4 separate regions of the Homo sapiens genome follow, and all the other regions are linked to region 3. The links are chromatin contacts, found by Hi-C in ENCODE. All regions are on one chromosome and are shown on one strand. Each heading gives the region's core, a stretch centred on a gene start or an enhancer-like site at or near the end of the contact. The rest is flanking DNA. Distances are from core to core; before and after follow the strand shown.

Region 1 (2,761 bases), core at 257-2,756, 1.0 Mb before region 3:
TGAATCACCCTCCCAAGTTTTTGTAACTGTTTTCTTTTTCAAGAGAAATGTCCCGTGTATTATTGGAGAAAAAATGGAAACTGCTCCTGCTGAATGAGAAAGAGAAGAGTCCCGGATGTGTGTGTGGTTACAACAGAAAACACTCTTCCTGCCAGGCCGAACTCCCCCGGAGATGCCCTCGGCGGCAGACCCAGGGCCATTGCCACTTTTTCAAATCGCACGTAGAGGATGTCCGAGGGCTTAAGAAATAGATTTTTCTCTGACTGCTACCAGAGACAGTTGGAAATACAAGACAGTGGGGGAAGCACCTCGCGGGCAGTAGGAGGTAATAAATAACAGTTCGGCGCGGCTCTCTCTTTTTCAGGGCAGGCTGGGGGTCGGGGTGTTGTGTAATCGCTCCCACAGGGAGCGGAGCGCGAGGAACACCCCCCAGTGTCAGCGCTCCCCGGGCTGCACAGGAAGCGCCAGCGAGACAAAGAGCCCGCCTGTGCTCGCTGACACGGTGCCCTTCCGGCCCCACGCGGGAGAGGGACATTCTCCGCTGTTTGGGACGCTCACTCGCGAGCACAAAAACTCGCTGTAACTTTGGCTCCCCCTCCGTGAGCTGCAGGGCGCCGTGGCCCACAGCAGGGTACAGTAGACGGTGCAATCCTTACCAGCCCCTCCCCCAAAGAGGCTCAACTTTTACCGGCGTCCTACAAGTCCTTCCCCTAAAGACAATATTAACGGAAATCAAAAATACATACATTTTAAAGAGTTAAAAATGTGAGGCGCGAGTACGTTGCAAGCAACGAGCAAACTTTGAAGGGTTTCTACTTCACTGCCTCCCCGTCCAGCCCCCTCCACCGCCCCCCGCAGCCTGAGATCCGAACACACTCGGTGCCGAACCGAACCTAAGAAACGCCGGCCTTTCAAGTGCCCTACACCCCGGAGGAGGACAGCGGGCGCTTAGAAGGCAGGCACCCAGCACACTGAGGAGGAGTGGCCGGGACGAGCAACGGGCAGTAATTCTACAACGGGACATCTACCTTCGTAGCACAGAATGCCGATATTGTTGTTCATCTTGTCCAAGTACTGATAGTTCAACAGGTCCATCTTCATAAATAGCATTTATTGGGCTAGCAAAGAAAACCAGCTCTTTGCTTTTGCCCCAAAAGAGTTAAGTTTCAAAAATCAATTGTTGCTGAGTAGCTCCTGGCTCTTCAACTTCACAAAGGCAGAGGCCCAGCCTCAGACTATCAAAACAAAGTATGCAAAAGTTAAAAAAAAAAAAATCAGGCACAAAAAAATCGAGCTCACACGAAACCCTTCAAGGGCTTACTGGTAGACGGTGTATGTACTGTATCCCCGATCGAGTATGAAAACAGCGTTTCAGAAGTCCTTACAAGTCCTTCCTGGAAATGGAAAAGAGTGAAAAAGAGAAACGCGCAGCCCGTTTCCTAGGACAAAGCGGCGCCGGCCCCTCTCACAGCCCGCTGCAAGCCGGCAGCGCTGACATGAGGGCTATGCTTGGCATGACTCCTATGCCGCCGCTTCCTCTTCCCGCAGGAGGCCGAGCATGCTCACTGCGCCGCGCTGCCGAGGCAGGGAGGGCTTCTGCACAGGATCAGCCTCTCAATGTAGCAAGTGTTGGAAAGAAAGAGAAAGGGGAGGGGGAGAGACTCTAGAGACGGGGCCTTGGCAGAGTGGCTCTTGACAGGAAGCAGCCAAGCCGCTGCAAAACCGTAGGAGGAAAAAAGAAAACCCAGGAAGTTTCTTTTTCAGGAGCTAAGTACAAAGTAAAAAATCCATCATGGAAGCAAACTCCCATGGAATGCAACTTTCGTGAAACTTCATGTTGGGGTTTCGGAAACCCAAAGTGCTAGTGATGCATAAGCCATATATATATATATAGTGTCTTTGTTTCTTTTAAAGATTGTTTTATAATATCCATTTACACTTTAACTGGATATTTAAATTTCTGATGTTAATGTTACATATAGCTTCTTCCATAATCCCCATAACAACTGAGATGGACAGGGCAAGGAGGGTATCACCCTTTCACAGCAGAGGAAACAGGTTCAGATGGATTAAATGACTGGCCCACAGCCCCCAAAATAGTTGACAGAACTACTTTTAAAGTGTTTTTTCCCACCTAATGTTATAATTTTATTTAAAAAAACGAGGGGGCCGGGTGTAGTGGCTCACACCTGTAATCCTAGTCGAAGCAGGCGGATCACTTGAGGTCAAGAGTTCAAGACCAGCCTGGCCAGCATGGTGAAACCCCATCTCTACTAAAAATACATAAATTAGCCTGGTGTGGTAGCGCACGCCTGTAGTCCCAGCTACTCAGGAGGCTGAGGTGGGAGAATTGCTTGAACCTGAGAGGAGGAGGATGCAGTGAGCCAAGATCGTGACACTGCACTCCAGCCTGGGCAACAGAGTGAGACTTTGTCTCAAAAAAAAAAAAAAAAAAGAAAAGAAAAAAAGGAGACAAGGAGAGGAGAAGAGATGGAAGAGTGTTTAAGCAAATAGGGCTATAATATCAAAAATTAAAAGTGTACTTGAAATTATAGAGGGAAAGGGTAAAATTATTTTCATTTGGCATGTATGTCACCCACCTGTGTGTAAGAAGCTAGTGGCATGCAGCTGTACTATTTGCTATTGGAAGAACTTGGGGCTTAAACTTTGATTACCCAGTGCCTAGCACAACCAAGTTCAGGTGCCCAAAAACTGTTTACTGAACGAGTGAACCACTGAATGTTCAGTTTTCAGCACATCA
Region 2 (2,763 bases), core at 166-2,665, 1.2 Mb after region 3:
ATTTCATCTGGAACTTGCAGATTTTAATAGCATAAGAGCCTACGCTTAGTTTTATGATAGTACATATCTAAGCAATGGTGTACTAAAAATTAGTTAAACCACCATTGAGTGTGTTTATTGGCCAGGGGGAGTAGTGTACAAGTTTCCCCTTTCAAGGAGCCCACATATCCCTCCAGCTTGAGAAACAAATCCCTGTTGATTTTGAAGGACCTCTGCATTCTCATGGTTTGTGAGCCCATGGATGGATCATCAGGTGGATGGGATTGTTTTAATTGAATTTGAGGTAAAGACCATTGTGAGGCCATTTTATACCAAATACCACCCGGTGAATATGTGTGTGTGTGTGTGTGTGTGTGTGTGTGTGTGTGTGTGTGTGTGTGTGTGTACTTTATGTTCTGCTGGCACCAGAATCCCCTGCAGGAGGGCTTGTTAATGCTCAGAGGGATGCCCACTGCCCAGGTTCACATTCAGTCCATCTGGGACTGAATGAAATGCACCCCAAAATGTGCATTTCTAACAAGTTCCCAGGTGATGCTGATGGCCACCCTTAGAGATCCAGAAGATCATCATCTGTGGGCTGGGAGGCAGGACTCAGGTCCACTGGCCTCTGTCCAGCCTGCTCTGGAATCCTGGGTAAGCCCCTTGTTCTGGGTGAGCCTCTGGACTCCCTACTTCCCATTCCTGCAATAAGAAGCTGGGACAAGTCTAGTGCCTCATCCAGGAGCAAGCATAAGCTCTGACACCTGGTTTGCCATTCGGAGTCTAAAGCCTGGTGTCTTATCAGTGAAGTTTCATGTCCACCCAGGAAGCCCCTGGAGCAGGAGGGCAGTGGCAGTCTTAGCTCCCTGCTTTGGGGAGACAAGCTGCGGAAACAGAAAGGCACACTCCCACTCCAAATCCCATCTCTGGCCCTGTGACCTTGTGCAAGTGACTGGTCTCCAGGGCTTCCCCTCATGTTGTAGGGTCACTGAGAAGTCCCTTCTGGAAAGCACCTGGATCTGGTGGGCCCTCTCAGACTCATCTGTGCGCTCCCAGCCACACTTTGCCTCACCGGCCGCTGGCCATCTGCCCGTGGGCTCCTGGTCACCTCGGGAGGAGAGCACTTATCACCATTCCACCCCCAAGGTCTTCCTCAGGATAATCTCCGGCCCGGGTGATTCATCTCATGGGCTGGGCCCTTCCTCTCGGGCCTGAAATATCTCCCTCCCCTCACCATTCCTGGGTCATGCCTGTGCCCCCAGCCATGTGACTTCCTCTGGGGACTGGCCCTGGGCCCCTGCCCTCCTGCCACCCCTCCACTCTCTAGCTAGCGACCCATTCTGGGCCTGCCATATCAGGCAGGGCTCAGCTGGGAGGGAGGAAGCCCACAGCTTGTTGTGCTGGGGAAAAAGTGCATCCCCACGTCCGGCCCCCACCCTGGCCCAGCCACACCTCTGCCTTTAGTGGGCTGGGCTTCCGGCACACATCCTGGCATGTCCTGGCCTGTTTATCACTTAGTTGCCACCTGGCGCTCTGCCCCTCATGCACACACATTCCCTGGGAGGCTTCTGGGGCTGGAGCAGAGTGGTTGGCCAGTATATCCCCCAGCTTTAGGGAGGCTGCCTTTCTCTGGAGCTAAGGATGGCTTTTTGGAGAAGACAGATCTGATCATATATCCCAGTTTCACTGTGGAATTACTGTGTGACTTTAGGCAAGTGAGTCTGCATCTCTGGGTCTTAGTTTCTCTGATTTTTAAATAGAAAGATAAATACCTTCATCTCCAGTTGTTGTGTGGATTAAATAAGATAATTACAAACAGACTGATGCTTGAACCCTACCTCCAACCACTTAAATCAGAATCTCTGTGGAGCATATAAAAAGCTTTCAGGGAGGTTCTAAGACACAGCCATGGATGGAACCCACTAGTATGGAATAGTTAATGGCTGAAGCTCTGGACTAGACCAACATGGATTTGAATTCTGGATCTGTTACATAATTATGGAGCCTTGATAGATTATTAGCCTCTCAGAGCTTCTGTTTACTTGTGTGTAGGATGGGGATAATAGTAATTACTTCCTAGTACTGTTATGAACATTAAATGAAGTAATAGATACTAGGTACTTTGCACACAGTGACTATTCCCTAAGTAAGTCAGGTGAGGAGAGGACAAGCCCTTCGTTCACCAGTTTACACAAGGCAGCTGGCTCTGTGCCTGGTCCCTCGATGGTACTTCAAATGAATATCTGTAAATGACTAAGTGTAGCTGTTTTCATTATTGTAGACTAAAAAGTAGTGAAAAATCTCAATTATCCTGAAGATAAACTTTTTCTGTCTTGTGACTGACTTTAGAAACTACATCTCCCAGCATCCTTTGCAGCTAGGGGCAGCCATGACTTTGTTCTGTTGAAAGAGATGTAGGTGGAAGCCCCTGGGCTTTCAGTTCCTTGAGTTTCCCCTTCCTCTGGCAGCCATCTTGAGAAGGACGGCCAAATGGAAAACAAGAAGGGACACGATGGCATGGTTGAGCTGCCATAGCAGCCCCGCAGCCTGCCTCTGGGCTTTTTTTTTTTAAGTGACAGAAAAATCTATTATTGTTTAGGCCTCTGGGTTGGGGGATTTTTGTTTCTAGTGGAAGAAAAACAGATGCATTGGGCCTCCTCATTGTCCTACTTTCTGTTCTTAGTCCTCCGTGTCCAAAAAAATCTAGAACCAGTCACCTGAATCACTAATTCCTTCTTTAGATCTCTAGGGCTGGGTTAGAGGCACTACAGGAAACCTGTCCAA
Region 3 (2,961 bases), core at 459-2,958:
AAGTCATTAACTAAGTTAAACTAAATATGTTCAATCACTATCAGCTTCAACATCAACAAAGGGAGAAAATTATCAGCAAGAATGAAGACTCGGCAACCCATGTACAATAATCCAAATTCAACTAGTTCACTATCTACAACAAAGACAGCCCCCTCACAATTCTAGCAACTTTTATTTTACTCTCATCTCTCACCATTTCCTTCCTGCACCCCAGGCAATTTGCTGCTCCCCAAACTCATCCCAACTCCCACATGGCTCTAAGCCTTTGTACCAGCTGTTCCCTGAGCTCCTCCTCACCCGATGAGCACTTACTCACAGGTGTTTCAAAACTCGACTCAGAAGTCTCCTCGAGTGTAGAAGCTTCCTCAACTCCTCCCCAAGCAAAACTAACTGTTCTAAATCCCCATAACACTTGATAAGCCAATTCTTATCACACTGCATTGTTTTCACGCCTTAGGAGCGCAGGGAGGGCAGAGTCTCTCCACTCAGCCCACAGAGGACCAGGCAAGCAGAAACGCTCAATGAACGTGCCTTGAATTCATTTTCCACTTAGATTAAGTGACCCCCTAGAACCCGTTCACATCTCAAGGATACACTAAGTTCCATTCCTTCTTCCCACCACAGAATGAATACCAGGGGCACACCCAGAGCCCTAGAACGAGAACAATGAATGAACACGGCCGCCTCGCCTCTCACGACGTCCAAACCCCTCTCTCTTGGGCATCGACTCGCTCGCAGAGCCTCAGCAGCTGCAGAGCTGAAGCGTCCCGGCGGCTCTCGCGTCACACAAAAGACAGCCCTGGCTCTTCATTCCAAAGCGTCCTGAGGCCAATCCTCTATAAGTATCCCAAACCTTTCATTAATAACCCAGAGTCCTGATACCCAAGGCTAGTCCTGATACCCAAGAAGAGGCCCCTGTGCCTTTGTGGTAGGGCACTGGCCAGTTTCCTCCTCTCTTACCCGATTCCTCACGTCGTCTCTAAAAGGGTGTCACTTGACTGAAGTACCCTGAGAAAGGGTGCAAGCCCGGGTCCCACATTCGGCGGCCCAAGAGAAAAGGAATTGGCCCATCCAAGTGACAACAGATATGGGGCAGCTCTGGGCGGATTTTCCCACTGCCAAATATGAGGAATGCGCATGGCATAAGGGTGGCGTTGGCACGTTTCCGCCAAACACAAGGAAATTTGAGTGGGATGTGGGAACTCGGCTCGCCGGCCATGACACCGGACTCCGGGGCCCCCGCCCAACGCTACCCCAGGGTGACAACGGCCTGGCCCAAGCCCTCTGCCCGGCAGCCGCGGGGCCGCTCCATCAGCGCCACCCAGGCCCGGTCGCCCTGGAAGCCGATCCCTCAGCCCCGCCGCCCGGCTCCCCCGGCATCCACGACCCGGTCCTGCCACCTACCTGAGGGAGCCAGGCCGCCCCAACGTCCTGTCGTTCGGCGGCAGCTTCTCGCCCGCTCCTCCTCCCCGCGGCGGGTGAGGGAGCGGGAGGCGGTCACATTCGGCGCGTCCCCAGCCCAGGGGACGGAGCCCCGAGCAGCCCCCGCATCGTAGCAAACGCGCTCCGCGCCTCAGGGCACGCGCCCCAAAGCCCGGCCAGCTGACCCTTTTCGGGGCCCAAAAAAGGCAGCAGAAAGCCGTTCCCGCCTCACAATCGTTTTCCTCTTACTCCCGCCATCTAAGATGGCGGCCCAAGCGCCCGCGATTAAGACTCTCGGGCGGCCCAGACGAGCGAGCCCTCGACTCGGTGCTCGTCCTCCCGACCTGCGACGCCACCGGCTCTCCGATTCTGCGCGAGCCCTACTGGCAGTCGACTTCTAACTTGGCTCGGGCATCCATCGCTCTGGCCTGAACTCAGGCCCCGCCCCCGGGGCGTGGCCTAGCGATCTGGTGGCCGCCATTTCGAAGCTGAAGAGGTTAGGCGACGCTGACTTGCTTTCAGGAGAGGCACTCGGTAATCGAGAAGAACCGGCTTTCGGCCAGCCAGGAGTGGCCAGAGGCCTAGAAGGGGAGAGGAAGGCCTGCCTGCCCAGCATTGCAAGGCCCAGCGATCACCAGACGTGCCTCAGGACACAGGGCACAGTGTCCAACTTTGACGCGTCCTCTCCGGGCACTTTAATACCAAATCACGGCTCCGCCACTTGACAGCTATGTGGACAGTCCCTGAACCTTAAACGGTCTTTTCCTTGTGTGTAAATTCCGAGTTCATTTTTCCCCCATCACATTAGCAACAAGTTAAAAAAACTGATAATATCCGGTTTGGTCCAAGGTATATTGAAACCTGTTGTGTGCCCTCGCAGCGCTATCACAGTGGAACTTGGACATGTTAAAAGTATATATCCTTCCTCCCGGCAGTTTCACTTCTAGACACTAATTCTAGAGAAATAAGTATACACATACACAAAAAGCTATGTGTGAAGATATTTAATGCCATATTATTTGCATTCTGGAGAAACACTGGGGATGAAATGAAGATTAATAGGAAACTGGTTAAGAGAACGCTGCTACACATCCAATCTGGGTTGTCATCCATCCAAGAATGAACTAGATAGTTACTGAATTTAAAAAACAACAAAAAAAGGGCCCGGCGCTTTTTTTGGGATTACTCCTGTAATCCCAGCACTTTGGAAGGCCGAGGCAGGCGGATCACCTGAGGTCGGGAGTTCGAGACCAGCCTGACCAACATGGAGAAACCCCGTCTCTACTAAAAATACAAAAATTAGCCGGGCGTGGTGGCGGGCGCCTGTAATCCCAGCTACTCAGGAGGCTGAGACAGGAGAATCGCTTGAACCCGGGAGGCAGAGGTTGCAGTGAGCCCAGATCGCACCATTACACTCCAGCCTGGGCGACAGAGCGAGACTCCGTCTCGAAAAAATAAATAAATATAAAAAAATAAAAATACCAAATTAGCTGGGCATGGTGGTGCATGCCTGTCATCCCATCTACTCGGGAGGCTAAG
Region 4 (2,700 bases), core at 93-2,592, 1.7 Mb after region 3:
AGAGTGGCTGCAGAGCCCTTCCAGGCAGGGATCCTGGCCTGAGTGGGGGCAGCTCTTGGTCGGACCTGTGTGGTATTTCTTCTTCTTCTTCTTTTTTGTTTTTTTGAGACTCATTCTTGTCACCCAGGCTGGAGTGCAGTGGCGTGATCTCGGCTCACTGCAACCTCCGCCTCCCGGGTTCAAGGGATTCTCCTGCCTCAGCCTCCTGAGTAGCTGGGATTATAGGCACCCGGCACCACGCCAGGCTAATTTTTGTACTTTTAGTAGAGACGGAGTTTCGCCATGTTGGCCAGGCTGGTCTCGAACTCCTGACCTCAGGTGATCTGCCCCCTCGGCCTCCCAAAGTGCTGGGATTACAGGCATGAGCCACCGCGCCTGGCCGGTATTTCTTCTTTCATTCTCCGTGTAAATGGTGGAAGGATCGGCTCTCTCCTCCCCGCCTCCCAGGTGCAGAGAGAGAGAGAGAGAGAGAGGGACAGGAGAAGGCTGGGGTTCGGGGTTCTCACAGCGTTTCCCTCTCATGCTGCCAGGGCGGGGCAGTGGAAAATGGTCCCTGAGGGCCCGTTCATTCAAATAAGGACAAGAATAATGGCACACTCCCCATCTCCATTTAAAAATAGTCACATTAGCTGACACTGGCTTGGCACTTCCTAGATGCCGGGTGCGTTCCGAGTTCTCTACGCTGTTAACCTTGGATCTTCATAACAGCCGGAGGAGACAAGCGCTACTATTTTCCTTTCCATTTTATAGATGAGGACACTGAGGCAGAGAAATTGAGTCACTTGCCCAGGGTCACACAGCCATGGCAAGGCCAGGATTCTGGAGCTCTGTACCTGGCTTCACACCACAAGCTCAGGCCACCCTCCCGGGGCATACCGAGTCTCCCAGAACGTGGACGATCGCCCAGGGCAACGCAGTGGAGTGCGAGCCCGGTCTGGTTTGCACCTGGCTGCTCCAGGAGCCCTGGGCCTCATCCTAGGAGCCTGGCGGAAGAGGCGAGCGGTGGAGTTTGGAGGCTGCTGTGAAGGAAAGGACTAGGCGGGTCGGGTCGGGTCTGTCCTGCTCTTCTTCCGCAGGCAGGAGGCGCCCAGGGCGGGCTGCCGCACCTGGCAACGAACGTTCGCCGCGCGGCATGAGGGTGTGCGCGCGCGCTCGGCGAGCCCGGGTTCTTTGTGTGTCCGAGCCCATGCGCGCGTGCGTGTTTGCGTGTATGTGTGTGCATGTGTATGTGTGCGCGCGTGTGTCCGCACTTGGGGCGGGGCTGGAAGCCCCGGCCCCGCCCCGGCCCCGCCCCCGGCCCGGCCGAGCTGGTATTTTTCCACCCAGCAGGATGGGTGATGCTGAGAGCTGCCTGCTCAGACAACAGACACGCGAGGTCAGGAAGAAGCCGCTTATAAATTACCGCTTCCTTCGCGCCGCCGCCAACGCCGAGCCCCGAGGACCGCAAGCCCAGAGGACAAGCTGCGCCAAGAGGGAGTGCGGAGCGTTCACCCAGCGGGTCAGAGAGCGAGCGGGCAGGCAGCCCCCGGCCGGCGGAACCCGGCACAGCCGAGCAGAGCGCGGGCGGCGCCGCAGCCACCCCAGGTACCGGAGGGACCGGGAGCTGGGCGCGCAGCCGGCGCTGCCCGCCGTCTGCAGCCCCTCCCCATCCCCGCGTCGCCGCAGTCCCGGCCTCCTCCCCTCCGCGTGCGCCCATCCGGCGCCCCTTTCACCACCGCGGAAGGGACCGAGAGTCGCCTGCTCAGTCCCGCTGGCGGGGCTGTTATTGTTTCCCCGGCAAAAGGGCTCCGGCTCTTGGTGCGGGCGGCAGGAGAGTGTGTGTGTGTGTGTGTGTGTGTGTGTGTGTGTGTGTGTGTGTGTGGCATATCTGTGTGCCTGTCTCCGTCAGGATGCCTACATGTGCCTCCGTATCCCTGTGTCTGTGTTTCTGAGGGTGACTGTTTCACCGTGTCCCCAGCAGCGTGCACATGTGTGTTCCGGTGCATGTCTGTTATTCTCTGCGTGCTGGGCTGTGTGTGTGTGCCTCTCTGTGTGTGATACCTGAGTGTGCTGTCTTTGGATGTGTGCTCTTGTGTGTCCCCGTTTGTGTCTGCATGAATCTGTGTGTGGGGGGCTGCGTCTTCCAGGCCCTGGCTAGGTGCACGTGCGTGTCCCTGAGTGTGGTTGTGTCTCCAGGTCCCTGGTTGTGGGCACTCGTGTGTCCTCGGCTGTACCCAAGAGGGTGTCCCTGGTGCCTAGAGGGTCCAATGGCCAGAGCTGGTTCTCCAGGGCCGGCGCTGAGTGGGGAGAGGTGATAGGGCAGCGTGGCTCCATAGGTGCATGCACTCCATAGGTGGTGTGCAGGTGGCAGCGCCAGCGTCCAGCAGTCCTGAGTGGTGGGACCAAGGCCCGGAGGGGCAGCCAAGGGGTAGTGGACAGCCGGCAGGGCCAGCAGGACACTTCCCCCTCCAGACTATTTCTCTTCCTTCTGTGGGTTCCTCTTTTGAGTAGGAGATTCTCGTCCCCCTCCCACTAGGGAAGCCACACAGAGAGAATTCCAGGGACCTCCTCCTACAGCCTCAAAGCTTCAGCCTGGACTTCAGCCTGGACTGGAGAGGAGACCTGTGGGCAGCTCTCCCAGGCAGGGAGGTGTGTGCCGGGTAGGGCCACCGGCCTGGCTATTTTGGTCACTGTTGGGCCTCTGCCAGATCCCGGCATCCC

The links. A loop is a pair of places that touch in the nucleus more often than their neighbours do. Pooled maps may share reads with other maps.
Region 1: a loop to region 3 is called in a map of naive thymus-derived CD4-positive, alpha-beta T cell, with 8 times the contacts of the local background. The contact joins the promoter of VGLL4 here to the promoter of RAF1 in region 3. A Hi-C loop is called at or near these places in 1 of 168 maps with a recorded cell type or tissue (naive thymus-derived CD4-positive, alpha-beta T cell) and 10 of 50 pooled maps.
Region 2: a loop to region 3 is called in a map of CD8-positive, alpha-beta T cell, with 7 times the contacts of the local background. The contact joins the enhancer-like site here to the promoter of RAF1 in region 3. A Hi-C loop is called at or near these places in 2 of 168 maps with a recorded cell type or tissue (CD8-positive, alpha-beta T cell and ascending aorta) and 6 of 50 pooled maps.
Region 4: a loop to region 3 is called in a map of OCI-LY7, with 6 times the contacts of the local background. The contact joins the promoter of SLC6A6 here to the promoter of RAF1 in region 3. A Hi-C loop is called at or near these places in 2 of 168 maps with a recorded cell type or tissue (OCI-LY7 and naive thymus-derived CD4-positive, alpha-beta T cell) and 6 of 50 pooled maps.

The regions. Positions count from the first base shown.
Region 1 is chr3:11,642,409-11,645,169 of GRCh38, forward strand. VGLL4 (vestigial like family member 4) reads right to left here and starts at 1,507. Exons shown (of 5, transcript NM_001128219.3): 1 at 1,029-1,507. The coding sequence starts at 1,110. RefSeq lists enhancers at 91-460, 1,651-1,730.
Region 2 is chr3:13,889,501-13,892,263 of GRCh38, forward strand. No RefSeq gene overlaps it. Among named protein-coding and RNA genes, the nearest start is that of WNT7A, 11 kb to the left of the region's middle. Within about 2 kb of position 1,416, at least 7 of the 41 ENCODE cell types and tissues checked have a DNase peak (open chromatin) inside an H3K27ac peak, as active enhancers do; they include CD8-positive, alpha-beta T cell, where a contact is called at or near this core.
Region 3 is chr3:12,662,409-12,665,369 of GRCh38, forward strand. It overlaps RAF1 (Raf-1 proto-oncogene, serine/threonine kinase), which reads right to left and starts at 1,709. Exons shown (of 17, transcript NM_002880.4): 1 at 1,405-1,709. RefSeq lists enhancers at 791-1,401, 1,402-2,013, 1,625-1,974, 2,015-2,084 and a silencer at 1,215-1,434.
Region 4 is chr3:14,401,264-14,403,963 of GRCh38, forward strand. SLC6A6 (solute carrier family 6 member 6) reads left to right here and starts at 1,343. Exons shown (of 15, transcript NM_003043.6): 1 at 1,343-1,584. LOC105376959 (a long non-coding RNA gene) reads right to left here and starts at 1,144. Exons shown (of 8, transcript XR_007095825.1): 1 at 1-1,144. RefSeq lists enhancers at 767-816, 827-996, 2,317-2,376, 2,447-2,526 and a silencer at 1,137-1,666.